Linked DNA regions of Mus musculus: region 1 is linked to region 2. A link is a loop called in an ENCODE intact Hi-C map of the cell type or tissue named here. Cell type or tissue: left cerebral cortex. All regions are shown on one strand. Links, peaks and the distances in the headings refer to the core of each region. The heading gives the core; the rest is flanking DNA.

Region 1 (14,697 bases), core at 3,948-11,947, 73 kb after region 2:
CCATGCCTTCCTACCAAGGAAAGCTATTAATTCAGCATCTGGCCCCAGTCAACTTTACACTCAGTCATCTCTTGGGATATAGCCATTCATAGGCCTTTGCTGGGTTAAGAAAACCATGGTGAGTGCTTCCTGGCCTTCTAGAACTTGGCCAGGACTTCACTCTCCCTTGGAGTCTAGGGACACATCCCGGGTTTCCTCTCTTCCACGGGCTCCACTCCCCAGCTTGCTTGTCACCTCTACTTGCAGAGCTTCCATCTTTGTCTGTGCAAGCGCAGGGCTAGCGGCTACTTGCCTCACTTCTCTTTGCTAGAATCCGGTTTTTGCTGTGATTGACGGCTCTGAGCGTCTCGTTTTGGTCCAGCCTTGCTCCTTCTCTTGGCTTCTGTATGCACACTATGATGACTTCAGGAAGCTCAAGTGAGCCACACAAGGCCTGTTTCTCAGCGGCCCTGGAGCCTGGCTGTGGGGCCAGCCTATGCCTGTGCGCCAGGATTCAACGATGCTGGAGAGTCCTCCGTATCAGTGCACGGAGACAATGGTCGCCTAAGCACGTGTCCCCTGTTCATCTCCTCAGGTCCACAATCTTCAGGAGCTCAGGCGAAGCGCTTCGCTGGCCACCAAGGTCTTTATCCAGAGAGACTACAGTGACGGCACCATCTGTCAGTTCCAGACCAAATTCCCGCCAGAGCTGGATAGCCGGGTAAGGTCACCTTTTTCAAAACATGAGCTCCACCTCTGTGGTGGCCCTGGGAATTAGGTTTTTTTTTTCCTCCAGTCTTATATATGACACATAATGTCACAAAATGCATGACTTGTTCAGCTGCCTCAAATGGAAGAATGATAAATCCATTGGATTATCTGGCATTTCCACACAGAAAATTCTCTGAAAAACTAAACAAAACAGAACAGAAAACCCCAGACTTGTTCCTGTCCAGCAGTTCAAGTTACCATGGCATTCGAATTCACTAGAAATCTTGTTAAACAAATGTAAATTCCTGAGCCCCAGTGAGTGAGATCAGGTGTCCTCCACACTCGCTGACACAGTAGCCAGCCTGTGGTTTAAGCATCTCTATTTGCTGGCAGCTGTCCTTAAGCTTGGTTACACACTAGAGTTTTCTGGGGAGCTGGAAAAAACTCAATGCACCCCAAAACACTTTAGTCGGACTCCAGGGGAGTAGCTCCTGGGCACTGGCAATGTTTTATGCCTTAATTTGCAAATTAATTTTTAAAAGTTAACTAAAAATTATTTTAACCATAATTGGTAGGACTTCATTTTTTTTTTTTTTTAAAGTGAGGAATTCTCAGGTGAGCTAGAATTGAGTGGTCCCTAGATCCTGCTTGGGCAGTGGCTGGCTGTCTATTACAGTGCCTTTATCCACTCTTGGCTGGATTGGGGTCATTTGTGAAGTTTGGGAAATGGGGGACCAGACAAGGCATCTACCTGGGTAGGATAAGATGACAGTAGTAATTGCTGCTCTGACCTAGCGCCCCCCTTCCCAAACTGAGTCACCACCTCCTGGGGCGGTGACTGGAGTGCAGTGTTGCCTTTAAAAAGTGCCCAAGAGTTGTTAGTGTGCAGCCAGCACTGGGCACCACCACTAAGCCCTTTTCTCAAAACTATGCCCCAGGGCTGCCAGGGTCCACACCACCTGGGAAACAATGCAAGGGTTTACGGCTACCTTAGAGCTCCCAAATATAAATGTGTTCTAACCAGATCCTTACACACACACACACACACACACACACACACACACACACACACACACACAGAGAGAGAGAGAGAGAGAGAGAGAGAGAGAGAGAGAGAGATATTCAGGAGCAGAAAAGTCCTTCAGGACTAGAAGCAGGAAGTGACTCACTAATGTTATTAGAAAGTACTGCAAGAACCTGGTCACACTGATGCAAATGCATCCTGAGTAGGTACAGATGAAAGTAGATGCTGTGTGATAAGAGGGGTGGCAGGGCAGCTCAGAGACCCAGGGGAAGAGCTAGAGGCTGCTTCCCCATCCTTTTACCTGTCTTAGACAAAGCGGGGAGGGAGGCTGATGTACCAGCTTCATCCAGTGGCGGTGGCATCTAAGGCAGTCAGCCACGGCTTGTGTTCTCCTGTTGCCAAGGCTTGTGTTCTCCTGCCTGGTGTTCGGCTCCCACCAGGCAGGCAGCTGCCTTAGAGCTGACTTGGGATTGGAGGAGGCAGAGACCTGGTGCTGATCTATGTTGTAGACCAGACCATTTGAGGAGGTATGAAAGACGAGGTGTGGCTGGTCTTTGCTGACTGACTCCTCCCTGGCACTTGGAAAACCATGAGCATCCTATTCTTCTGTAAGCATGGCCATCCTCTGCAGGAAGGGTTCAGGCAGTAGTGGGGGCAGGGAGGCCTCCGGGTTCTCGTGGTCTCAGGGTCACAGAGCAATACTCACCTGTGAGAAAGAGAGTGGGGTGACAGGAAAGCTTTTGGCACATAGAACATTCTCAGTATGTCCTAGTGTTACAGACACAGGCCAACTTCCAGACTGTACAGACACACACACACATGCTCACAGATACACACACATACACCTATTCACACACAGACACACACACACACATGCTCACAGATATACACACAGACACACACAGACACACACAGACACACACACACATGCTCACAGATACACACACATATACCTATACACAGACACACACAGACACACATACACAGACACACACATTCATGCTCACAGATATACACACATACACCTACACACACACACACATGCTCACAGATATACACACATACACCTACACACAGACACACACACAGACACACACACATGCTCATAGATATACACACATACACCTACACACACAGACACACACTTATACACAGATACACAGACACACACACAGACACATACACACACAGAGACACATATACACACAGACACACAGACACAGACACACACACATGCTCACAGATATACACACATACACCTACATACACACACAGACACACTCTTACACACAGAGACACATACAGAGACACATACAGACACAGACACACATACAGACACAGACACACACTTATACACAGATACACAGACACACACACGGACACACAGACACATATCGACACAGACACACATACGGACACACATAGACACACACAGACACACATACAAACACATACAGACAGACAGACATACAGACATACAGACAGACAGACAGACAGACACACACACACACACACACACACACACACACACACACGTATGGCAGCTGTGGTGGTTAGTGACTTCTTAGCCCCTGGAGTGTCAGTTCTAAGCTCTCACTGTCAGTTGCAGGCAGCTGAAGCCCCTTCCAAATCAGGAGACTTTGCCCTGGCACAGTCATTACAGTGGGATGTGACATCACCAGAATACATGACCGAGCTTTTGCATAAAACATCTGGGACATACAGGTTTTCAACCTGTAGGTCGTGACCCCTTTGGAAGTCGAATGACCCTTTCACAGGGGTCACATATCAGATATCCTGCATATCAGATATTTACATTATGATTCATAACAGTAGCGAATTGCAGTTATGAAGTAGCAAAATCATTACTTTGTGGTTGGAGGTGGGGTCACCACAACACGAGGAACTGTATTAACAGGTCACAGCATTTGAAAGGTGGAGAACCACTGACCTAGGACACCATAGGTCCCCTGTTTCCAAGGGAGGCCAAAAGTCATGTTGGTTCTCATCCTACCGGAAACCAACACGGTATGGACAAGCCACTCAGGCAGGGCCACACGGCTAGCTCATGGGCAAGTTCGGACAGGTCTCCTTCCAAATCAGGAGACCAGGACCAGGTCTCCTGCTCCTGAGCTCTGTCTATTCTGCTTGCAGCCTCTCAGTCATGCCTGTGTGACACTATTTCACCCCCTCCCAGCCACGCAGCCCCAGGACTGTTATCCCACGCCGCTGGGGATTGTCCCCAGGCTGGGGAGACTAACAGTCTGCCCTTCTCTCTCCAGATTGAGCGGCAGCTCTTTGAGGAGACGGTGAAGACCCTCAATGGTTTTTATGCGGAGGCTGAGAAGATCGGGGGCAGCTCCTATCTGGAGGGCTGCCTGGCCTGCGCCACGGCCTACTTCATCTTCCTCTGCATGGAGACCCACTATGAGAAGGTGTGGATTCCCCATCTCCCCTTCCCCAGCTACCTTGCCACAGGCTCGTCTTTAAGGACCCCTGTTTCTGCAGGTTCTCAAGAAGATTTCCCGTTACATCCAGGAGCAGAATGAGAAGGTCTTTGCTCCCCGAGGGCTCCTGCTCACGGATCCGGTGGAACGCGGAATGAGGGTTGTATCCTTCCGCGCTCTTCTACACGAGGTGCAGAGTTGTCTACCCAACGGGCTCCTTGAGGATGTCGATAGGAAATGGGAGCCTCCCTAAGGGCCTTCCGGGATCCCACAACCCACTGGCTGTAGGCGTCTTTCACCGTTAGTTATTGGAGTCACATGTGAGTTTCAGGCTTGGTATTTATTGAACTGCATGCCATTGGTGCTTAAAACAGGTCAGCCACCATGCAAAGGCTTTGAAAAATACCATCTCGAGTTCGAGACCAGCCTGGTCTACAAAGTGAGTTCCAGGAAAGCCAGGGCTATACAGAGAAACCAAAACAAAAACAAAACAAAACAAAACAAAACAAAACAAAACAAGAAAGAAAGAAAAAAAGAAAAAGAAAAATACCATATCATGTGATGTCCATCTCATTCCCAAGAGGTCGGGCCTTTCCTAGCCTCCGGTGTGTACCAGGATGTTGAAGAGAAGCTGGCTCAATCACTTACCTTCAAGCAGCAGATTGTCACAGTTAGGATTTGAGCCCAGGCTCTCTTAACCTGTAATACTTTCTGGTACTTGAAGAGTCTGCACGGCTTCCACAATCTCCTTGAATAGCCTGTGTTGAGTCCCACTCTCCACTGAATACAGAAGATCAAAATGAGCGGCAGGATGGGGTTGCTGTATGGGTTGGCTGTCTTGGTGACAGGCCGGGCAGGGGGTGGATGGGTTCTGCCGACCCCACTTGGAACAGTAGTTCAGGTGAATAGCTCCCCGTGCAGTAGTTAAAATAATATATTTTACAATAAAGCTGAGAGAAGAGTTCAGAAAACATAGTCCCCAGAAACACACATATTTCCCCCGATTCTTTTTTTCCTGAGTTCTTGTGTTGTGTTCAGTACTCAGGTACTCCATTTAATTTTCACAGGAACCTCAAGGCGCTGTTAGTGTCCCCACTTTGCAGATGTAATAATTGACTGTTAGCAGGTGAAGGGACTGGCCTGGCCTGGCCTAACTGGAGTGGGCCATTAGGGATATGGAAAGGGAAGTGTTTGTATCTAACACCATTTCCCAGTGCATCTCGAAGAAAGCCAGAATCTGTCCATGGGATCCCGTTGTGCACTCAGCCCTCTGTCCTCTCAGAAACTGTTAGCTGAGGCTTGGAGAAGGGTTTGGATTTTAGTCAGGCCTCTGGTCTTTGGGAATAGAGTGCTTCAGGTCACAGGCTCGTTCTGGGTCTGTACTCCGTTCTTTGGTTAGCAGCCGGGTGCTCGAAGCTCCTTAACTATCGTCCCAGATCGAGATCTCCATCTATGAGGACCGGTGCAGCAGTGGTAGTTCCAGTAGCGGCAGCAGCAGCGGCAGCGGCAGCAGCAGCGCTGGCGGGGGAGGGGCGGGGGCCCGGTGACTGGCCGAGAGTCCCTGTAGGGAGGTGTACAGCCGGAGCGAGGGGCTGGCAGATCTACGGAGGCTGCGCTACCAGAGCACCCGCTTCTGAGTCTTTCTCTGGGCCCACCCTGCCATGTGGTGCGGAAGGGAGGGTGCCTGCCCGCTGTTCCCTGTCCCCAGACCTTTGCTCCTTGGCAGGATCTTCTTCTTTCTGACCCTGGACCTTTTTTTTTTTTTTTTTTTTTCTCCCATGAGGCTGATCTGAGTCATCAGACCCAGACCGTCCTAGGATGTCTGGGGTGGGGGTGGGGGACCCAGCTTGGACAAACCCTATCTTTCCTGCCTCCTTCCTCACTCTAAGGAGGGCCTGGAGAATTCCCACCCTGCATGATACTTCACCCTCAAAGACTCTTTCTAAGGCCCAACGCTACTATGGGCTCCTGCTTGTCAGTGGTCCCATCTCTTCACTGGAGATCTGGGGAGATGGGTGCCCTGGGAGCTATTCAGCCGCTCCAAAGGCAGTGACTTTCCTGTCCTCAGAGCCGAAAGTTCTCTCAGCCTTGCCAAGAAGCACCCAACTCTGAGACTTTGCACCCCACCAGGAACTGATTTTAGGGGTTCAGCCTAGGACTCTGATGGGCTCCACTGGGGTATGGGAAAACTTTGGACGAATGAAGCTGGACAGAGCTTGAACTCCTGAACTGGATCCAATTCCTGCATCGTGTGCATACATGTGGAGTGCACTGTGTGCGCAAATGTATGTATGTATTTGTATGGGTGGCTAAGCATGTACACATGTGAGCAAACAAGGGTATGAATATGAGTGCCTGTATATGTATGACTGCACAAGTCAATGTGTGTATGTGCACATGTGCGTGAACCTATGTTTATCTGAGTGAATGAGGGAGAAGGTAAGTGCATGTGTGCAACACGTGCATGCAAATTATGTATGCGTGTGCACAAGTGTATTGCGTGAGTATACATGTCTATGTGTAAGTATGCATGTGTTTGTGTGTGTGTGTGGGGAGAGAGAGAGAGAGAGAGAGAGAGAGAGAGAGAGAGATTCGGTTGTGTCGTTGTGTGTTCTCTTTGGCTGCTGGGCTAATGACTACTGAGTCCTGCCCCATCCTGTCTCACATTGGTCTGCAGAGCCTCTCTGTGAGTCCCTCCTGGCCCTCTGTAAGTCAATGTTCTAAAGCTGGGCTGTCAGCTTGGCTCTTCCTCTTGGCCTTTCTCCCACCTCTGGCTCTATTGTACACATTCTGATGGAGGGATTGTTGGGCTCCCAGGAGAACCAAGCCAGCGTTTAGGTGGTCTTTGGTGCCCCTCTCCCAGCCCCCATGGCACAGTGGGGCCACAGATGCTGCATATTCAGCCTGCCCAGGTGTCAGGACCCTGAGGCCCTTGTAGATGAAGCTTCCCCGGACATTCAAGGCAAATGTGCCTTGCGAGGAAAAGCGAATGGAGCCATGGCTCCCTAGGGGAGCTAAGTTGAAGGTGATGCATCCTGGGGCCTTAAGATGGACAGAAAGGGGCTGCCTACCTCAGCGGGCAGGAGGTGCTAGAACTAGACAGGAATCACCAGCCACTATCAGCAGCTTCCTGGAGCTGAAAGGGCCTGTCTCTCTACAGCAGGAGACTGTGCTGCGGATGGAGAGGGCTGGCCAAGCCCCTGACGCCTCAGGGTGCCCGAGCCCCATGAGCCCTGGTGCAATGAACCCCTTCTTTCCGAGCTGCAGCCCCCGATCCCCTGCAGAAGCCTGTGCCCTCTGTAGCCTGCTGTGCAGCCAGGCGTCCTGTCTGACTTTGCACAGCCTGTTGGGAAGGTTGGGAAGAGGCAAAATGGAGGGAGACCTTTTGTTTTATTCTGTTCCCAATAAAAGGACTTGCCAGCTTGAGGCTCCATGCTGTTTCCACCAGGCCATCCAAGGAGACACTGGGTGTGGGTGTGAGGAAGCAGCAGATGGCATGCAGGACTGATACACTGTGCCCTTGGAGTGTATGGGACAGTGAAGAGGGGGAACTGTCCAGGTCCCTCTACCAGCCCTTAACCTTTGGTAGATTTGCAACTTCGGGTGGAGCCAGTAGGGTCAAATAAAAGCTAAGCCAAGAGTAATTTATCATTGAGATAGGGAGGGCCTGTTACTTGAGTTCTTACCCTAGGTCAGGCACTGTCTGGGGTTGAGTCACACAGGTGGGCGGTTCAGTGTGGAGGACTAGAAGGGGCTGGCAAGGAGACTCAGCCAGTGAAATGCTCGCCACATAAGCCTAGTGACCCGAGTTTGGGCTCTGGAACCCAGGTAAAGACGGACAAAGAGAACTGACTCCTTAAAATTGTCCTCTGATCTCCATACACGTGCATCACAGAATGGTACCCCCCCCACCCCGTGTGACTACATTAAAATTTTAAAAATATTAGAAAGCAGGAAGATATTGGAAACTAGCATAGCCTATAGCTGGAGTTTCACCAGATTAAGCATTTATTAATCACCTATGATATACCAGACACTTCGATAAAACCGTATTCTGGGGATGAGGAGGGATTTGAAGATTAGCTGAGTCTTCTCAAAAGGTCCAGAGAGGTTGAATAACATGCACCACCATAGAGCCTGTGGAGTTAAAATGGATTTACTCCCAGGTAGAAAGTTGTCCGAGGTTTTGGCGGGCTGGGCCATGTACACAGATCTGTGGGTCAAGGGTCTGTTCCAGAAGGGACCTCGATAGACCACAGGGGGTGTCCTGGAGTGGGGTCACGAAGGAGGTCTCTTCTGAGGGGTAACTCAGGAGCTTCCGGTTGCTGCTACTAGGGGACACATGGCTGGTGCCTGAGCACCCGGGGGAGCCTGGGCCTCTGTCTCTGCTGAGTCTTCGGGTGTGTGTGGGTGGGTGGGGTTGGTGAGCTGCTCCGGTCGGTGGCAGGGAGGTCCTGCTTGAGTTCTGCTTTGGGGGGAAGTTGGCTGTAGCTTGAGGTCAGGTTTAAACCTCAGCCAAACTTTAGAGAGGAAGGCCTGCAGATGGTGGGGGATTTCCAAACTGGCAAAAATTCACCCGCTCCCCCTACCCACCACCTTGCTTGACTGGCTGAGAGGCATTCAGCTCTCCCACTTTTAAAGGGCAAGGATGAAGGAGATAAAAAGGGTAGCCATGCTGGAGAGATGGCCCAGCAGTTGAGAGCACTTCCAGAGGGCCTGAGTTCACTTCCCGGCACCCACATGGCTGATCACGCCTGTGACTCTAGTTCCAGGAGACCTGGCACCTTCTGACTTCCTCTGGCACCAGGCACACACATGGTACATGCAGGTAAACACTCGTACATATTAAAAGAACATTTCTTTTTAAGGAAGAAACATGGTCGTATTTGTTTGAGGCTTATCGTGTGTGCACGAGACTAAGCCACCACATAATTCACTGCTTGGGCCTTCTGGTGAACTTTCCATGGTGTGTGTTACTATACCCATTTTACAGAGGAGGCTCACAGAAGTTAAATGACCCCAAATCACACAATTAAGTAGCAGAGCTTGGCTTTGGATCTAAAGAGGAGGCTGCAGACTGCAGAAAGGCACATGGGTGAATCTAGTTTCAAGGGTCCCTTAGATACTCAGAGACCAGAGTCGTAGATTCCCAAGGAAGGACCTGGGTCTATTTGTGTCTCTAGGTTCTGAGGCAGGCCTGGCACCTCCATGCCCCAGGAGCACAGAATTATGGGTGGGCTGTGTGCACAGGCATGTAGTACTCACAGGGACAGCTCAGTGAATGGCAGGGGAGACCTGATTTTGCAGATCTGGTGAAGTGTGTGGCTCTCTCTGCTGCCTCAGTTTTTCAAGCGGTGGCCTGTCCCCTCTGGCTGGTCGCAGCCATGTCACTTCCCCTTGCTAAGCAGACACAAGCCACAAAGGGCAGGTCTTCCCTGGTTCCCTCTGAAGGGCACAGCCATCCTGACACACTCCACGCAAGTTTCAGTGCATTCATTGCCTTTCTTCCTTTGGTCAAAGACAGCCTGTGTGATACGAAGACTACAGGGTTTCTATAAGTTCGAGTGCCGCCAAGTGGTGGGATCATGTACTGCAGCCAAGAGCCAAAAGACTACTGAAAAGCCAACCACCCTAAGCCAGTATAGCTGTTGTGGCCTGGAAGTTCTTTGCGGTGTCTAGAATTGTGAGTCCAGGCAGAGATCCTGCGACAATCACTCTTTCTCCCCACAGTCAGCTTCAGCTGCTCCAGGCCCTGCCAGGTTCCCCCCAGCCCCCGACACTTCCTGTGAGGTCCCCGAAGGAAGGACCCTCACCTGGCCTTTGCCTTCTATTCCAAGGACAAGCTAGTGAAAACGTGGCTCCAAACAAAATCTGGCTTTGAGCCCTGACTTCAAGATGTGGGCCAGCATTAGAGGCAGCCTCGGCTTTCTCCATCATCACACAGGAAACACTTCACACAACCGTTCAGACCTAATCATGAGACCTGGATTAAAAACACTGGCTCCACAAAAGTAATCAGACCCAGCCTGGAACAAGTTCAAAGAGAGACGAAATTGTCTATCTGAGGTGGAGGAGAGGAGGTCTGGAGAGCTGGTAGCGCACCGGGCCCTCACTTCTTAAAAAGTCAGTGTACTGAATACATGAGCTCTGTGCATCTTTCTGTGTTTTATTGTCTGATAAAATTAAACAAAAAAGTGTATTTGCTCCAAGGTAGGAAAAGAAAGCAAAACACTAGAATTCATGGTTTACTGAAGATCTATTAGCATGCCTCGTGTTAACCCAGGCAGTTGCAATTCAACATATGAAGAGTGTGTGTGTGTGTGTGTGTGTGTGTGTGTGTGTGCGCGCGCGCCTCTCCTGTTTGCTGTTTATTGGGGATATTTATAAAAGTGTTTGATATCTTCCCAGACAGCTCTGCCACCAACTCCATAGTCTTTTCCTCCCACTCACAGACTCTAAGGGGAGCCTGGGGGGGGGGGAGGAAAGATCAGAATATTAATTGTGTCTTTCTTAAACATTGTGGCTTTTAAGTCATTATTAATATTTTTTTAGTTGTAATTTGAAAAAATACTGCACTCAGACAATCTTGTTCTCGACTCCTGAGTTTTTAGGTGCCCTCCCTCAGCTGTTCCTACCTCCTCTGCTCCCTTCTCTGATTTCCCCTCCTGCCATTGTCTCCTCCAGACAGGTCCTGCTGGAGAAGCCATGTGGAGCACACCCTTGAACCCCACTTTCAGCACCGACCTAACACTTGTCTGCTGTCCAGTGTCCTGTGGGGCTTTCCCCAGGATATCTGTTAAGGCATCAAGTTAAGGCATCAAGATGCAGTAATAGCCTGCCAATGTTAGAGACTCAGAGAAACAATCCACATGTCTGCATGCCACTCCACCCTTAGCTTCAGTCTGGATGTAGTCAAGTGCTTACCTACCTAGCACGGGATACGGCCTGCAAATAAACCTTAGCTACGCAAAGATCCGGGAAGTACGTGGATAGGAAAGTTCAAAGGGCATTAGATGGGTCAACGGTGGCTTGGTGGCTTGGAGGTTAGTCAGTGCAGCACCTGGCTTGTGCTGGACACTCACCTTTACCACCACCATTTGTAGCTGTGGAAGACCCTCTCTATTCACATGATCTGCTCCTTCTTAGTGAAAAACGTGGGTTCTGTTCCTCCTCCCTTAGTGTGAGACACACAGCTATCCGATCACAAGGTTCAGTATTCCTGAAGCATGTGGCAGAATAAATTAGTTTCCTCTCCATAGAGGATGGATATATATACCCCACAGAAAGAGAAACAGATGTGACCCTGAGGCTGATCCTTCAGGGGCTGAGTGAGACCTGCTGATGCCGTCTGAAAATTGAGTGGGTCAGACATTTGGACCCTTGGACTTCAGGCTTCTGGAAGTTCTGGTCTCTGCTCCTCCCTGGCAGCACTGAACTGAGTTCTGGTGTCCAGAGAGTGGGCAGCTGGGAATCTGGGTCAAGCCTGCTTCCTTTCTCCTCTGTGTGTCCTCTCTCCCTCACCTCTCTTCCAGCCACTTCCTTTTCCATTTCCACCCCAAACCCTCTCCTTACCCCTAAGATGAGCAACAGCCTTCATATCCCAAGAGTAAATGTAAAGCAAATTTTGTGGCAATAAATTATTCCTCTGTGTAAGAAAATAAATAAATAAAAGTGTTTGATATACTGAGGGCGAGGCCACCAAAAGAGAAGGTCCCTCTGCGTAAGAAAACCAGAAAAGGTTAACACCAGCTTTTGTTTTGTGTTTTTGTTTTTTTGTTTTTTTGTTTTTTTTTTTTTTTTTTTTTTTGTTTTGAGACAAGGTCTCACTATGTAGCTCCAGCTGTCCTGGGGTTCACTATGTAGACCAGGCTGGCCTTGAACTCACAGAGAGCCACCTGCCTCTGCCTCCTGAGTGCTGGGATCAAAGGCGTGTCAAGCGCTTTATCTTAACTGATATCTATCCTCCACCTCCAGGCCCTGCACGTAAATATACGATCAGTATTTTTATCTGGGAGACAAAATCCATAGCTCTTAAAAGACTCTCAAAGGTGTATATATATGACTGACGGTAAAGGTTAAGAATAACCCATCTCTGGGCTGGAGAGATGGCTCAGCCGTAAAAGGCTAGGCTCACAACCAAAAATATAAGAATAACCCATCTCAAAGAATCATCCAGAAAATGTCCAGAAGTGTGCCTGGCATGAGATTGGCACCCTGTAATGCCAGCATCCTTTCTGGCTTTTAGAGTCTAGCACTTGAGGGATTCCACATGGTTCTTCTCAGGTGACTCCTGAGGCTATATTTTTCCAGGCAGCACCAAGGGCAGAGTATGCCGTGCTCACAGCTCTTCTTTTAAGAGGTCCTTCAAAGGATCTGTCATTTCAGCATCTGTGGGCTGTGGGGTACAGGATGCAGTGTACAGCATCTGGAGTGGGATACAGGATGCAGTGCACAGCATCTGTGGGTTGTGGGATACAGGATGCAGTGCACAGCATCTGTGGGCTGTGGGATACAGGATGCAGTGCACAGCATCTGTGGGTTGTGGGATACAGGATGCAGTGCACAGCATCTGTGGGCTGTGGGATACAGGATGCAGTGCACAGCATCTGTGGGCTGTGGGATACAGGATGCAGTGCACAGCATCTGTGGGTTGTGGGATACTGAATGCAGTGCACAGCATCTGTGGGTTGTGGGATACTGGATGCAGTGCACAGCATCTGGAATGGCACCAGGGTTTGTGTTTTTGACTCAGGGATGACAGAGGAGCAAATGTGAAGGTCTCAGGGACAGCACCAGCCAGGGGACTCACCACCCTCACCCTCCCACCCCAGCCACTCGTTTAACTTCCCAGAGCCTAGGCTTGGTCCTTCGTAAATCAGCAGGCATTACGGGAATGCATCCTTGTAAATGATAGTTGGTTTCCTCAATGTAAGATATTAATGCGATTGTGGAAGGGACACAGGGACCTCAGTATGCAGTGGACCTGTGACACAGTGTTATAGAAGGTTGAAGATGCTCACATGGAGCTAATTGGCTTCAGTGACCCCTAATATGCACAGCAACATTGGTGAGCATCATTGCCTCATTTACTTCTCCAACACTCTGGTGGATGGCCATACTTGTAATCTGACTTTATATGTGGGGTTGTTTAGGTAGTGGGACAAGAGCCCAAAGCTGAATGTCTCGGAGAAAAGATTCGAACCTAAGTCCCTGACACTGCATCCTGGTTCACTCTGCCTCAGCATGTCACAGTCAGGATCGAAATGCCGTTCTACCTGGGCTGCTTCGTGAAGACGGATTCCAGACCCAGAGTGAAGCACGGGGGAAAATGCAGACACTGAAAAATTAGTTTTGGAGGGGGGATGGAGGGGCTCGTTATTTTGGAGTAATTCAAGTTATCGATTTCTGTAATGGAAAAGTGATTGGGGACCAGCTACCACCTGAGAGCAGTGTTGCTGGATGTTTAGGAAGGAGGAAACATTACACACAGCTTACAAGGTCTCATATACAATGACAGCCCCTTTCCTGGCTGTCCCCAATTAATCAATAAACCCCATGAGGGTGGGCATCTTGTCCACTCATGTCTCCCCCTCCCATACCCGCCTCAGGTGCCTGTCACAATGCCTCGCCCTGGGCACTGAATGGGAGATGCAGCCTATCGCGGGCTGCCAGGAAGAAGGAGATGATGCAGCTGTGCATTCTGAAGGCTCCTGGGCAATGTGCTGCCAAAAGGCAGATGTGGATAGGCAGTGCTTAAGAGCGATACAATTGAACGGCAAATGGCCACCAAATAACTCAATTAAAAGGCAGAGGCAATGGTCTGGCCATCCCCCCCGAGCTTGCCACAGCTCTCAGTAAGGTCACCCTGGCTGCGTTTCTGTGGATCTTCTGGGAGAGGAGGGGGACAAAGAACATGTCCTGGCTCAATTTAGCCCTCATCCATATTGCCTGAACACCATGATTTCAAGCAGGGAAAATCCTTTTGGACTTTCATGATTTTTTTTATATTTATTTATTTATTTATTTGCCTAGATATTTAGAGGGTAAAATACTATGGGTGGGTGGATGGATGAATGGATGGATGGATGGATGGATGGATAGATGGATGGATGGATGGATGGATAGATAGATGGATGGGGATGGATGGAGCAGAGATGAATTGACAGATATGTGGGTGGATACAGAAAGTATGGGTTCAAGGGAATGACTGATGGGTCAGGACTAAGAGGGCTGCTTGGCTGGAGATGGATGCTTGGAGACCCTGGAGAGGCAGGTGAATGAACGAGCACTGATTGGCCCTGTGTTCTCCTGAGCCATTCACAACACAGGCCTGGACTCTTCAAAGCAGAGACTCTGTTTATCCCATCCCCAAATGAGTTCAGCATTTGTAACTGAGTGATGGATGTGTCTTGCTGGGAAGAAGTCTTCTAGGTCTAATATTGCCTGGTTAATGACTTATGGATTGTTGTAAAGTCTGGCACCACAAGAAGTGCAGCCAGGAGTTGAAGGCCTTGGAACAGATTTCATAATAATAAT
Region 2 (14,697 bases), core at 3,526-11,525:
CTGAAGCCCAGAGAGAGACTGTGTGTGTGTGCGCCTCCTGCAATCAGACCCTGAGCAAATGAGAAGAGAAGCCAGGCTCCAACTGTCCTGGGGCCAGCAGTGACCCTACTGTCCCAACTCTGGGCCTCTGAGGCCTGTGCTGGGCAAACGTAGCCTGACAGCTAGGTCCTTCCTGCCCTTCCCCTGCTGCCTCCAGCTGGGCTGGTGATGCTCTAAGGCCCAGGGGGAGAGGAGCCCCTGGGGTCCCGGCTCTTGGTTCTGCTCTATCCTATACCCTGTTAACTCAGGGCTAGCGAGGGAGTGTCCACCAGAGGGCAGAATTGAGCACAGCCTGCTCTCATCTGGGCTCTGGTCGTCAAGGTCAGGCTGGCTAGACCTTAGGATCCAAGAGACTTGAGGTTGGAAAAGAGGTTCTTCCCTGTTGGGTACTTGTCAGTCTCTCAGCCCCAGAGAGCCTGCGAGGGGACTTAGAGCTCCATGGCCTGCCTTTGCCTTTTGAATAGCCTCAGGACTGGCGTTCCCAGGTGTCCCAAGGAGAGGGAAGGTGAGGGTGCTGCTCAAGTCCTTCAGTGTCAAGTGGATGGCAGGATGGGGAAGCTCTGCTTACAGAATCTTAACTCCCATGGTTCTCTGGTGTCCTCAGCCCTGCTGGGGTGGCTACAGGACCCTCACATCACTCTTCCATCCTGCTCTGAGTCTAGGGCACCCCACCTTTCTCCCACTGCCACATATCTCTAGCCCTTATCTCATGGAACATGCGGCCAGGTGAGTGGAGCAGAGAGACTGCAAGCCTTTGAGGTCCAGGGACGTGTAGGACTGCCCGGATTTCAGGGCTGTTCCTGGAGTAGAGATAGCATTGTAGGATAGGGTCAGTCACATGGCCAGTTTTATGTTCCCTCTGACCTGCCAAGGGTGCTGTGCCTCTTCTTAAGCCATGAGCTGGCTCAGGCCCCTTCCCCTGGAGCTTTTTCAGAGTATTTATTTATTTATTTCATGGTTCCTGAGAGCACGCAGCACAGGGTAGGATGAAGAAGACAAGGGGCTTCTGCCTGAGACCCTTCTGCAGTCATGGACTGCCCTTGGAGCTGATCTTCAGGAACTGTTTCTGCTGCCCAGTCATGGGTGTGGTGCCCACACCTGAACCATTTGAGGTCCTCCTTGCTGATAGGCCACACACACACAGCAGTAGAGCACTGAGGGTTTGGCAGTGGGGACCAAGCAGGTGAGGTGTACTCCTTTGTCCTGGTGAGAGATGCTCACCTCTGCGTATTTATACTGTAGAGCAGTAGACAGGAACGCTGTGGAGAATTGTCAATAAAAGGCCCCATGCTTATGGTTTTGTCAGGTCTCCTAGTGCTGTTCAGGTCTTTCATGTTGCCCAGGGTGGGCTGTAGGTGGGCTTTGCACACCTCCTGTGGCAATTCGTGAGCCAGCCAGGCCCAGTGGAAAGCTGTGCCTTATCAACAGGAGGGGTGGGCTTTATCTTGTGACCAGACCCACGGTCTTGGATTGAGGTTGGGACCAGAACTTAACTATAAATAATGCAGGCTTCAGAATGGAAAGGTTTTAGCTAATCCTCTGGGAAAGACAGAAAGGCCAGCGCTGCAGGAGGCTGAGAGCTGGTAAGCAGGTTTCTGGTGGGGTGAGGTGCAAGTTGGCCCTGTGATCAGGCTAGGCTGGAGCTGGGCACTGCACACATTATGTTAGCGCTGGCACCAAGCTCATGAGGTAGGCTCTGTTTTCCACATGGTAAGGCCGGCAGTGCACAGCAGCAGCACTGTGAGCCAGCTCTGAGCTCAGCCCCACCTACCAAGGACCCATGTGCTATCATCCTGTAGCCTTTAGAAAGAATGCACATCTGTCCTGTGTCCTTATAGCAAAAGCCACTGCTGCCTCCTCTTCCTCCTCTCCCTCCTCTTCTTCCACCACCTCCTTCAACAAAGAATGATTTTAACTTTTTTTTTTTTTTTTTTTTTTTAAGGTATCAGGCCATCTTATTGAAAGGTGACTGTGTAGCCGGGCGTGGTAGCGCATGCCTTTAATCCCAGGATTTGGGAGGCAGAGGCAGGCGGATTTCTGAGTTCAAGGTCAGCCTGGTCTACAAAGTGAGTTCCAGGACAGCCAGGGCTACAGAGAAACCCTGTCTTGAAAAACCGAAAAACAAAACAAAGCAAAAGGTGACTGTCACTGCTGAAAAAGGCTGGCTGTAGTCACAGATGTGAGACAGGGGGCTTGCCTTTTTTGTTTCCTGGAGGTCCCTGTGAGAACAGGTGGGGAGGCTGTCTTCAGATGCAGGTTCCTCTTAAGAGAGCAGAGCTAACAGGGTTCAGCAAGGTTGGTGATGGTGTCACCATGGAGCCTGTGGTACAGAGATCTCAATGTGGAATGATAGACAGCTTGCACGTTGTAGAATTGGATGTCTGTGTCAAAATACACCTTCCAATTTGCTGGTACCCAGGAACAGAGACAGAGAGCCAGGTTGTGTTAGAGTCCTGGCATGTGGCAGGGCAGGTTTGGAACTCTGGCATCTAGCCTGACTTGGGCTCAGGTCTGTTGAGTCTTTTGTGGTCTAGTATGTGGATGTCTTCAGAAGGTCTTGGCAGACCTGGAATAGGTGATGATTTTGGGGTGTTTTCTGTAGCCCCTGGGGCTGAAGCCAAATGAATCTCCTTTTTCAGAGATCTGTGTCTCTTCTCACAGCTGGCCCTGTTCACAGGTCATCCTGCCAGGGACTATACCTAGCCAGTAGCTCATGTCTTACAGTGTCACAGTTTGTCTAGTTCTTGGATATTCTAAATAGGTAAATAGAGGTACTGGGGTGGGGGGTGTTAAGTTCCCCACCCAAAGTGGAGTGGGAAACACTTGTGTTACAAGTGTTCATAGCAGCTATGGTCTAAGAAGCCTTGGGTAAAGGCCATGTTCTGGTCCCCACTCTCTAAGGAGCTAGCCACTGAGCTAACAGACTGGTCTGCCCCACCCCCACCCTCTTAGCACCATCCCCCTTCAGTCTCTACCAGAACAGAAGTGGCCTTGTGGCTGGAGCCCCCACCTTCCCTAGCTCCCAGTGACCCCACCTCCTGCCAGCAACACCCCAGCAGCACATTCCATTCTCTGGCACTGCTGGTGGCTGGGGATTCCGGGCTCCTTTGGCGGTGAGCCTTCTTTGGGGCTCCAGCAGAGGCTGTTTGGGCTGGGACACTAGGCTCCAGCCACACACATTCCAGCAACAAACACCCCCCACATTAGATTTCCCAAGGAGTGAACTTTAGCCAGGATTACAGATGGCTGCACAGTTGTGGGATGTGAGCTTGCTTTGTGCAGACCTGAGGCTGGATGCTAGTAGGGGTGAAAAGGAATGGGTGGGAGCGGCAGGCTTCTCTGCTGCTGCCTGGGCTCTTGTAGCATCACGGAAGCAGCTGAAGGCAGCCTTTGAGATTGCCTGTCCCGTCCTATCTCACCTCTGTAGAAGGTGGTAATAGTCCTCAGACTTTTAAGCTGTAGGCTGTGATTCCGTGTGGTATCCCGTAACTGCATGTGAGGATTGGGAAAAGTTTGGTGACAGTAAAAGGCTATCAGACACCGAGCAACTAAAAAACAATTCAAAACCAAACTTGAAAATCAGTTGGAGGTGTTTGTGGAGTCCTGTCCTGAGCATCGCAGTCTTGGTTCTGAACACACAACAGGCACCCTGTGCCCTCTGCCTCCCCTCCTGCCACACAGCCAGTGAACACTCCTTGAATCACACAGATGTGAGACCACTGCATATTGTGAACTGCAGTGTTTTTACTGTCCAGTCAGCTCCTGCTTTTACAGGAACACAATGGCTTACAGAAAATAAGGACATACTATTGCCCTGCTTGCATGTAAATATCAAAAAAGTACATCTTTGCATCACATTATATTGGAATACTTGATTTTAAAAATTAATGTTTGTGGACTAGTGAGATGACTCATTAGGTAAGTCCTGGTCACATGGGCTGGACCCCTGAATTTGATCCCTGGAACCTGTGTTAAAAAGCCTGATGTGTTGCGTCTGTAGTCTCAGTGTTCCTATAGCAAGATGGGAAGAGACAAGAGGATTGCTCTGGAGTGTGCAGGAGGCTGGCATAAACCGGAGACTGCCTCAAGAAGATTGAAGGACAGAAGCAGTTCCTCTGGCATCTACACTGTAGCACAAGTAATAACAAAAATTAAAAAAGAAGTGGAAACGGCTGACTTCAGTTTCATAAATTTTTTTTTTTCAGTGAACTTTGACTTGGATCAGGGATCAGGATAGAATTTCAAACAATTTATGAAATGTCTCTAAACATACTTCTGCCATTTTGTACTCTCTGTGTGTCTATATGCAGAACAGCATTCTTTATTTTTTAATTTAAATTTAATTTTTTTGTTTTTTGAGACAGGGTTTCTCTGTGGAGCCCTAGCTGTCCTGGCACTCACTCTGTAGACCAGGCTGGCCTGGAATTCAAAAGATCCACCTGCCTCTGCCTCCCGAGTGCTGGGCATAAAGGTGTGCACCACCAATGCATGCCACAGAACAGCATTCTCAGCACTGGAGATTATAAAGTCAAAACTGATCATCTGTAAGAACTGAGTGCTGTGCATCCTATGCTATCAACCACTCAGCCAAGGTTTAATCCCTGTGTAAATACAAACACATCTGTGCATTACTGTGCAGGTTTGCTTTCATCCTTACGTGGTGTGTGTATGCCCAAGGGTTATTTTGAAATAGATTTATGGCTAAATGTTTGATTTATATAATATATGGATTTTACGTATCTATGCCTGGAAGCAAGTAAGCGTTTCTTGGGTGGAAGGTTGTAAGTGGGAGGGGTTAAGAAGTCCTGGGTGGTGGTTAAGAGTTTGGGGACAAATGGAGCATCACCATTTATGTTGTGCAGCTTGGTCAAGAACCTTAATGTCTTTGAGCTGTTACTAAAATGCACCACCTCTGGCTCGGTGTGGTGGCACACACCTTTAATCATAGCACTTAGGGGTAGAAGCAGGTGACTCTCTGAGTTTTTAGCCATTCTGGTCTACATAGTGTGGTTAGCCACTTAGGGCTACACTGTGAGATCCTATCTCAAAATGGCAGCTGTAAAGCTTAAATTAGAATTCCAAAGTGCTTTTGAGTAGTGTCTGCTATTTGCCCTGGCATGGGTTTATATGCTACCTAGGGGCCTAATTCTGAAGCAAGCAAAACCCCAGATGTAGTCTCCATACTTCTGGCCTTTAGGTAAGACGTCCCGGCTTTTCCCTGCCCTCTTGTCAGTCATGTATCTCAGTTGAGTGAAGAATCAGGTATTTTGCTGGGTACCTACTGTGTGTGGGCATTGTTGTGTTAGCGACAATACAAATAACCACCATTGGCCACCTAAGCTCTGCATTATGTCCAGGTCCTTGTCGCACACTCGGCAGCACTGCCATGTACCCAGTGTTGCCTGGCTACTAATTCATAGGACCAGAGGCCAGAACTACATTGCCTCTTCTCACCCCCACCCCGAGTGTGAGGTTCCTTGCTCCCAAGTCACTCCTGTTTTCTATGAGAATTTTTATGTTTTTTATGTTCAGGTGAAAACTTGATTTCCTCCGCTCTCTCGAAGGGAGGGGGTGGTCATGTGATTTAGTCCTAGCCTGGAGCTGGAATGGAAGCCGACCAGATTGTCCTGCTGGCCTGCTGCTTACCTGCTCAGGAGGGGTGGGGACTCCTGAGCTGTAGCTGTAGGCCTTGCTGTCAGGAATTGGGAAGAGGTACTATCTTGTAGTCAAGAACTGCAGACATCTGGAGCCTGGCGCATCCCCAACACATAGCTCCCTACCTCTAGACCTTCCGTGTGGAGAGGTCCCCATGTACCATGGAATGCATTTCCACTCCTGTGATCAGAGGTCAGCCTTCACTGGTTTCTTGAGTCCAGGTGTGGGCTTTTGTCAACTGGGAAGGAACTCGGTATGACCAGCAGGACTGGCTAAAGAAAGACCGGCCCGGGGCCTTGCAGAGCCTCCCTGCTCCCTGGGAGAATTCCTCTCCATTCCAGAAGAGATTCTAGGCAGGCAGAGAACAGAAGTGGGGCATAGGGCCAGATCCCTTTTGGGGTGGTAAGAAGTGCCCTCTTGGGCTCTCCCAAATGGTAGGCTACAGAAGCCCTCTCCCACCTCCACTCCCTGCCGCCAGCACCTGCCAGGCGAGCACTGGACTTGAGCCAGAGGTGGCCGGATCCTGTGTGCTTGGTGGAAAAATAATATCTGTGCCTGGTGAACCAGAGAAGTGCCTGTCAATATTTGGTTAGAGTGGAGGCTGGGAGACAAGGCACAGATTCAGGGAGCCAGGCGGGTTGGGCAGGGTTTGGGCAGGCTGGGTGGCAACCACCTCCTCTGAATGAGGAACAGGGGCCTCTGCTGCTTGGGCAGAGCCCACCTGGCCGCCCAGAGGTGATTTATGGTTAAGTGGCCAGGCCACCTGCTCGTGAGGCCTCCATGGAGGGCAGTTTAACTGGCCCACTTTAGTCTTTGCTTGCTGTGCCCTTCTTGGCCATGCCACCACTTCTGTTTTGCCCAGGTGACATTTTTCCAGGGAGTACCCTTCCAGAGCTGGTGGCTCCTGTATTTTGGAGGAGTAGCAGGACTTGACTTCTCTGCTGGCCAGGAAAAAGCTCTCAGAGTGCCTGCTGTTTGCCCTGTGGACATCTACCCGGTCTTCCCACATCTGTGGACGGACCTTACCTCGTCTCCATAGTGAACTCTTTGCACATGCCTCTTCCCTCCAAGCCTTCTCCTGGCCCTGCACCTGCACCTCAAAGCTGCTGTGTGCACCCCAGCCTTCTCCCTCCCTGCTTCAGGTCTCTTTGTCCTAGTGATTGCTCTCAGAGCCTCCCTGCATACCACTAGGTGGCAAAACACTGGGGTTCTGGTGCTTGGCAGAGGCCCTGTTTTCATTCCACGGGAGTGGGGCCCAGGATTTGTTAAAAGCTCTGTAGATGGGCTAAGGTTATGTATTTAAAAAAAATGCAGGTTCTTAGGTTAGATCCCCAGTAATATTCTAAAAATAACAAAGCAGTCTATTACAGCAAGGTAGAGTGTGAATTCCCAGGCAAGCACTTTGTCTCCCAATGGCAGACACTCCTAGCCCTCTGAGATGTGTCTCTAACTAGCTCCTGGGTAACATGGCTGCTGCCGGCCCAGGAACATGCTTAGAGTGAAATCCATATAAAGCAGCTGTCACCTTTATGTCAGGATTAGTGCCCAGGAGTATCTGGAAATCCCAGGAGAGAGGTGACATTGTCCCCGGTGATCTGGCCTTCTTAGACCCTTCTGACCTGGAAATGCCCAGATGGGGACAGTGCATGACTGGGAGTCTTCTAACTATGGGAAAGGGTTGGAAACATGGGACGTCTGTGTCTTCTCAGGGACATCTCTATTCCTAACTTAGTGGCTTGGAGGTGAGAGTAACACCTTGTATTCTCGGGGAACAGTTTTTCTTAGGCTTTCCAAGGAGATGAGTGGACCAAGTGTCAGCTCAGGGTCCATTTCTCAAAGCCATCTGAATCTTCCTACACTTCCACCTCTTGAGAACTACTGGATAAAGAAATTAATTGGTCCAAAGCAACTGTTGTTTTATTTAATTAAAAACTTTTTAAAAAAATTAAGGACCAAACCTGTTGTCTAGAATCAGCGGCCCCACAGCAGTAGCAATAATTTATCGTCGTTGGGATACAGGGATTGAGGAGGCAGAGCAAGAGCCAGGGAGCAAGGCTGTGTGGCAGTGAACGCAGAAGCAGCTGAGCCTGCACTCCAGTCCATCGTGGCTCCAGATGAGGAGTGGGCGTGGCTGGAAGACGTGGAGGCCTTGGATCTTGCTCTTTGGAGGACTGTGATGACACACAAAGGGGCATGGGGGAGGAAAGCTATTCCCTAAGTACGGATCCCGCTTAGCGATGAGACCCACAATCCTTTCTGGAAAGCCCCTCCCCAGGCTGCAGGAGGCCCTGTATCCTGTATCCGTAGTCCTTCACATTTTCCTCCTCTGCCTGTTTTTTTTCAGACACTAGGGCTTCCCCCAGAAGAGAAAGTCCTTCTACTGGGAGAGGGGGCGTCCCCGGGCAGACCCCAGGATCCCAGAACCCTTCAGTCAAAGAGGGTAGCCCCATGCCTCTGCTTTGGAGCCTGTGCAGTAGGTGCGTGAAGCCATCCTTGGGGGGGGGGGGTGATGGGTCAGCCTGGGAGTGAAGGTGAGGCCAAGTGGGCGTGGACAGAGGCGAGGCAAGGCACAGCTGGCTGGTTGGGGCAAGGAGCAGGGGGCCCTTCAGTGGGGTTCAGCTGCCCCATAGAAAAAAGGGTAGTAGAGGGAACAGGGATAGGAGAACATGAATTTGACTGCAAACTTCATCTCCTTATTCTTCTTGTCCCAGCGGTAGACGGCCGTGAGCAGCAGCTGTCCCTCTACTTTGCGGCCCATGACCAGGAAGCTGCCCGTCAGGTTGTCTAACTGTGGGCAAGGGCAGCTTGCCCCGTTCTTCATATGCAGGACCAGCTTCTTGGTGTCCTTGCGCTTTAAGGGGCCTGCCTTGAGCAGCTTCTTCTTCTTCTGGGCTCCAATCAACTTTCGGTCCCCGTTGTCTATCTTGATCTCCTTAATGCGCATCTTGACCACTGTGGCAAGGTGGGCAAAGGATGGTCAGAAGAGGGTCACATTTGCTTATGACAGCGGGAGCCCTAGTGTGACCAGAGACCTAGGGACAGGAATCCTAGGGAGAGGACCCTCTGGCTAGCTCCACCCTTCTTCCACAGCTAGCCTCCCCAACTCAAGAAGCCAGAAAAGAACTTTGCACACCCAGGGAAGGGAATTGTTCTAGAAACATCTTCTCTCCCCTTTGCCCCACCTTTTGCACTATAGTGACATTTTCTTTCCTAAGAGGCTCCCAACATAAAGATTCCTCCAAAGCAAAGGTTTCGTCATTGCTCCTTTCCCTATTTTTATAGACAGGGAGGCTAGGACACAAAACAGAACCAACTTTGCAAAGGTCACATGCAGAACTCCGTGGCCCACAGTGATCTTGGTCCTAACTGGCTTGGTTCAACTGTCCCAGGATAGAAGAGTCCAAGATGAAGCCGTGGGGAAAGCTAGTCATAACCCATCCCAGCCAGAGGAACACTAGGGACTCAGTAGAGATACCAGGGATAGGGGACATTACTTCTATTGCCAACTCCCGTGCCCTAGGAGGGCCCCATCCATCTTTTAGCAAGCTAAGCTTGCTCCCCCCCCTAAAAAAGATAGCCCAGCCATGGAAGCATCTCTATGGGAAGTGACAAAACACAGCTGCAGTAGCGGTAGTCAGGTGGGGCTGGTTCTGAGCCAGGCTGCTGCGGGAACTGTCAGGATCCTGTGATTCCACACTCACCAAAGTCACTGGAGCACATCTGTTCCATGAGGCCATCAGCGCTGTGCTCCATCTCACACTGGGCACAGATCTTGGTCACTGAAGAGAGAAAGCAAAGTGGGTGTGGTCTTAAACAGCAGGACAGTACAGGCTCCTCCCTTAGCCCCCCTCCTCACAGAAGCTGCTCTAATTACTAAAGAGGAGGATGGCAATGACAATTCAAGAGCTCATATAGTGCAGGGACAGTATGGTGAGGTAGATTCTCTTCTGCAGCCACGACATACATTACAGTCTAAGTTTTATTCCATCTAGTGCTTGCTGTGAAACGGGCACTGCCTTTTCTACTTATCAGCAGAGGAAAACCAGGTGTAATGTGGTAGCCTAGTCAGCAGAGCTTAGGGCTCAGGACTGTGGCCCCTGCTCTATGACCAGGGTGGATATTATTTGCAGGGGTCAGGCACAAGCCAGCATTAACTTTCTCGAAGAAAGTCCAAACGACTCATTTTTATGTGAAACATTCTAATGTCATCTGTTGGCCACTCACACTTTTCTACAACCTGCCTTTGGGTTCTCTTGTGTGCTGGCCTCCAGGTGACAAGCCTCGCTGTGAGAAGGGGAGTCATGGGTAGCAAGGTAGGGCCAGGACAGGGTTCTGAGCCTGAGTTTGTCCTGCTGTTCATGTTTGGGCTCCAAAGAAACTATAAAAGGAACCTGGAGGATTCTGGGAACCGTGGATTTCTTGCTTAGCTGACTCTATTCCTGCCTGCCACTCTCAGCCTTCAAGATAGAGACTTTTCCCTCCCAGAATCCCCCAGAGAGGGAGAAGGAGAAGGTGGGAGGCTCCTAAGACCAAGCTGATTAATTTGAGAGGGGTTAGGGCGATACAAAGAGGAGCTCAGATGCTTTGGGAGGAGTGGTGGGGCGGGGGGGGGGGGAGATTTGAATGTTCCAGCTGTGGGGGCTCACGGGAGCGCTCACTATCCCAGTTAACAGGCAAAGGTTGCCTGCTGGGAGCTATGGGTGTGTATGTGGGGGGCGGGGGAGATGCTAGGGGCTCAGGCCAGTTTGGAAGAGGACAGGCATTCTTGGAGAAAGGAGGAGGGGGTGTGGCCCCCAGATATGGGACAGCTTTGAGGACCTGCACAATGAAAAGGAAGATGAATCAGAAATCAGGTCTAATGGCAGTATAACGAGCCAGTGGGAAGCAGGGCTTGGGAGCTCAAGATGCTGGACTTCACTGCTGGGCAAAGAAGGTTCAGAAAAGTAAAGTACCCAAAAGCCTAGGAATTGGGAGGAGGGGAAGTTAGGGTTACAGGCCTTGAAACGAGGGCCCTCAGGGCTTCCCTAACCACCCGCCTCTTCTCAAAGTTCCCGAGGTCAGGGAAGGAGTAGCGCTTGTCTGGGTGTCGGCAGTTCAGGTCAAAGAAACTGCCTAGCGACCCCAAGCATCCTTGAGATGAGGAAAGGAATACGGCATTTATGAGGGACGTCTCCAAGGCTTCCAGGGATTCCGCAGCTCGGAAAACCGAGCGTGCTGTGAGTTGCACAAGGTACAGGTCAGAGTTGGGAGAGAACTAGTGGGAATACCCAGAGCTTCAAGTTTATAAAGGTTGGAAGGAAAAAGGAGACAGTGCCAGGGCGCTGTGTATAGGGGCTTGGCACCTATCGGGGAGTACAGATGAGGGTTTGGGGAGAGGATCAGTCCGAGGCGCTCTGGGCGCAAAGGCGCTACCTGGAGGCGCGGTGGCAGGCAGGTGCCCGAACTGCACCGCGATGCAGAGGTCGTTGTCCAGGGGGAACTTGTGGCAGTGCAGCATCTCGGGCCAAGGGAAACCGTAGGCCTCCATGAGCGGAGCGCAGCCGGCGCGCACGGCTTCGCACAGCGAGCGGCAGGGGTAGATGGGTCGGTCCAGGCAGACGGGAGCGAAGAGCGAGCAGAGGAAGACCTGGGTGTCTGAGTGGCAGCGCTTGGCCAGCAGTGGCAGCCAGCTGCTTGCCTGCTGCTTCACCTCGGCCAGGCTCTCGTGCTCCAGCAGGTTGGGCAGCCGCATGCGCTTGTAGCCCACCGTGTGACAGAGCGGCAGATCGGCGGGGATGTCGAGGCACTGCGGTGGCTTGGAGTAGGAGCGGCCGTGCAGCGGCTCGGCCTGCCAACCGTAGTAGTCGTACTCCTGGCCGCGTGTTGGCGCCCCATGCAGCGCCCCGAGCAGCAACGCCAGTGCGGCCGTCCGTGCGCTCCAGGCCACCCACATGGCTGGATGTTGCGGCCTGCCCCGACGGCTCGGTGCTCGGCGCCCCGCTGCCCGGCGTGCGCCCCGGCTGGGATGTTCCCTGAAGCCGGCTGCTACTAGGGTCGTCCAAGTAGGTGGCAGTCTCTGCTCCGCTCCGCTGCCGGAGTGATCCAGGCGCCTCCCACCACGGGGCTCCAGCCCAGGCTTCGCCGTTCCCTAGCCAATCTGCAGCCGCTGGTCCCCCTCACCTCCCACCCCCGCCCCGGGTTGGCGGACCTGGGAGGAACCCTGAGTCTTTCCCGCCCGGCTCGGGTCCCTCGGGTCCCGCCTCGCCTCGCGACCCTGACCCGTCAACTATTCTGCTGCCCAGACCTCTCCTTGTGCCTTTTCCTGGGGGCTCAGCATTTTTTTCACCCTTGCCCCCTGCTTCGTCTTTTTATCTCTCTCCACCACAGTCTCTCTCCTGTTCCTTTTCTCACTCACTTCACCTGCTTATCTCTGTGCCTCGGCCTTTCCCTGCTCGGCTCTGGTTTCCCTTCTCCAACACCTCCATCGCTCTTCTCAGATAATGGAGTCTCTTGGCCATCCACGCCCTCCTGGCCAGGCAAGCAGAGCTTCACCCTGAGGTCTTTAAGTATGCCCTGAGGTTCTGTCCAATGCCAGGCACTTGGCAGCCCTCTAGGGATAGCAGATGGCTAAGACAAATCCGTGGCACCCGAGGGGGCAGGGTAAAGGGAATTTTGGCTTCTATTTAATGAATCCCTACTAAGTGCCATGCATAATGTGCATCACTGAACGACCTTATAAACATCTGTTTATGTTTTTTTGTTTTTGTTTTTGAGACAGGGCTTCTCGGTGTAACAGCCCTGGCTGTCCTGGAACTCAATTTGTAGACCAGGCTGGACTCGAACTCACAGAGATTCTCCTGCCTCTGCCTCCCGAGTGCTAAGATTAAAGGCATGCACACCCCGCCCGGCTATCCATGCCCTTTTCTAATGAAAGCTCACACCCAATAGGTGCTAGCTGTGCTTGGAGACTGTCCTAGGCACATTTCATAACCTACCTCATGGAATTTTCACAGTGATGCCCTAAGGAGGGTAGGAACCATTTATTATCACTACTTTACAGATAAAGATGCTGAAGCTGAGGTCAGGTGAGGATTCCAAGTGGCCATTGGATATAGGTAGTGCGGTTCCAGAGTCAGAGCACACATCAACAACCTGAAGGTCTGGATTCTGAGGATTTGGAGACGTGGGGTTAACTGTCCCAGGGTCATGCGCTAAGGAGGGCAGGGTCTGATTCAGGCGGTAGGCTCCAAAGAGCAGAGTCACTATTGTTGGGCAAGATAGAGTCCAGCCTGGGCAGGAAACACTGTGGGTGTAAGGAGAACTGCTTCTGTCCTCCAAGCAGACATCAGAAAGGTGACTTCCAGGATCCCACGCTTAGTGTCTGTCTGGGTTTTGTCTTCCTTGACTTTTCTGTGAGAGGAACTGGAACAGAGGCTTGCGGAAGGAGGCTCTTATTGGTTTCACCAGACCTCTGGCTTCCCTTCCGGGGACGAGCTTCCAAAGGGCCGGGGGTGGGAAAGTGGAGTATATGTGAGGGGGGTAGGGATTGAGGGGGTAGGGACTGGCTCCACTTTGAATAAGGAGCGTTTCTCCCCAATTGTCCTTCCTTCTTCTCTTTGCTCCTCAATATTTCCAGGGCTCTTGGCTTCTAACCGACCTGCTCATGTAGCGGAGAGAGGTGGACCCACACTATAGTATCCACTCCACACATAGAGGACACTTGCCACATGCTGATATATATGAGGTACAAAGGCTTGGTCCTTCATGTAGCTGATGGAGCAGAGGAAGCAGGCAGTCCAGGTTGGGATGGGATGCCTCTGATGTCCTGGTTGACATAGTTGAGTCCACGTATAAGCCAGCTGGGGCCTTTCCTTTATGTGTAGCATCAAGAGTCTCTGCAGATGGGCGAAAGGTTGATCCCCACAGAGAGAAGCAGGGTACAGTAGTAATGGGAAAGGATGCTGTCTGCAACTGAAAACCAGGTTCAAATTCTGCCCCCTCTTTCCCAACTACCTGCGTAGCCTCTGGCAAGTAGGAGCTATCCTGACCCTTAGTCTCCTACTTTATAAAGTGGGACTTCCACTGAAGTGGTTGTGATGGGCAAAGATGGATGGAAAGGCCTTGTGCAGCACCCACGTGTAAAGGACACTGGGAAATGTCAGATGCTCACAGGGACGAGGCTTCGGGTCAATGTACATTAGGTGTCCTGAACATCCCCCAAGACGCCTTGGACAGGACTCTGAGCTCCGAGCAGAATGGCACTGCTCTCTGTAATTCACTCCCTGCCTCATCTCTGGGCTTGGCCATCTTGTATGCTGTCTGGGAGGTGTGGCTCTGTGCCACACCCACTCCAGCTCTGGACACTTACAGGGGCCTTGGACCTCCCAGGTGGCTGTGTAAGGTGTTGGGTCCTGGGCCAGCTGGTTTGGCTGGGCCGTTCTTGGCATTGCTATGGGTGACCTGGACAGAGCTGGGCATTGTTCCTGTGGCTGGTTATGTAAGGCCAGCACATGGCTAGAAATCAAGCCTGTCTGGGCCTGGAAGCTTGGGCTCTGAAGGGCAGTGGGGCTGGGCTGGGAGGACGATGAGCCTTCGTTACCTGTCAACTCTGATGTGGGGAGGCTGAGGCTCCCCAATATTGATGGGAGCAAGGGGGAGAGCCCTCTATAAGGCATGAAGCCAGAGTGCACTCTGCTGCTCAGGCAGTGCCCTTCTGTGGTCAGCCCTTGCCCTGGATCTCCGGCTGAGCTACTTTCTGATGTGGTGTTGATTCTTGATGAGGTAAACCCAGGGCCTAGGCAGCTGGGTTGAACACCTGGCGCACTTGGCATCTGTCCATCCTGGGATGTATGTAGTCCGTCCAGGTTCACGCTACTTCAACTGGTAGAGGAGACCATTTGTTCAATAGAGCAAAAATTTGCATAGCTATCTTTCCCATCTAAGATGCCTCTCCGATCAAACTTAATTATTTTCATAAACTCCTACTGCTTTCTACATTTTTATTGTGTTCCCCTCCCCCACAAT

Evidence for each region. Hi-C counts contacts between places; a loop is a spot of excess contacts. Peaks named below come from ENCODE experiments on the same cell type or tissue, not always from the same donor. Only the 100,000 strongest peaks of a DNase experiment are listed, where the experiment ranks them.
Region 1: a loop joins it to region 2, with 2.5 times the contacts of the local background. A loop is called at or near these places in 17 of 42 quality-filtered maps.

The regions. Positions count from the first base shown.
Region 1 is chr19:42,262,755-42,277,451 of GRCm38, forward strand. Golga7b (golgi autoantigen, golgin subfamily a, 7B) reads left to right here. Exons shown (of 5, transcript NM_027694.2): 2 at 575-700; 3 at 3,997-4,149; 4 at 4,223-4,324; 5 at 5,598-7,594. The coding sequence ends at 5,708. It overlaps Gm34347 (a long non-coding RNA gene), which reads left to right and starts at 14,311. Exons shown (of 3, transcript XR_386718.4): 1 at 14,311-14,697. In left cerebral cortex, for the core only: a CTCF peak has its summit at 9,729; DNase peaks (open chromatin) are centred at 7,859 and 9,731.
Region 2 is chr19:42,190,386-42,205,082 of GRCm38, forward strand. Zfyve27 (zinc finger, FYVE domain containing 27) reads left to right here. Exons shown (of 13, transcript NM_177319.3): 13 at 1-4,208. The coding sequence ends at 62. Sfrp5 (secreted frizzled-related sequence protein 5) reads right to left here and starts at 11,867. Exons shown (of 3, transcript NM_018780.3): 1 at 11,107-11,867; 2 at 9,396-9,473; 3 at 7,586-8,646. The coding sequence starts at 11,626. The coding sequence ends at 8,300. In left cerebral cortex, for the core only: a CTCF peak has its summit at 6,894 (motif pointing right); DNase peaks (open chromatin) are centred at 6,866 and 7,902.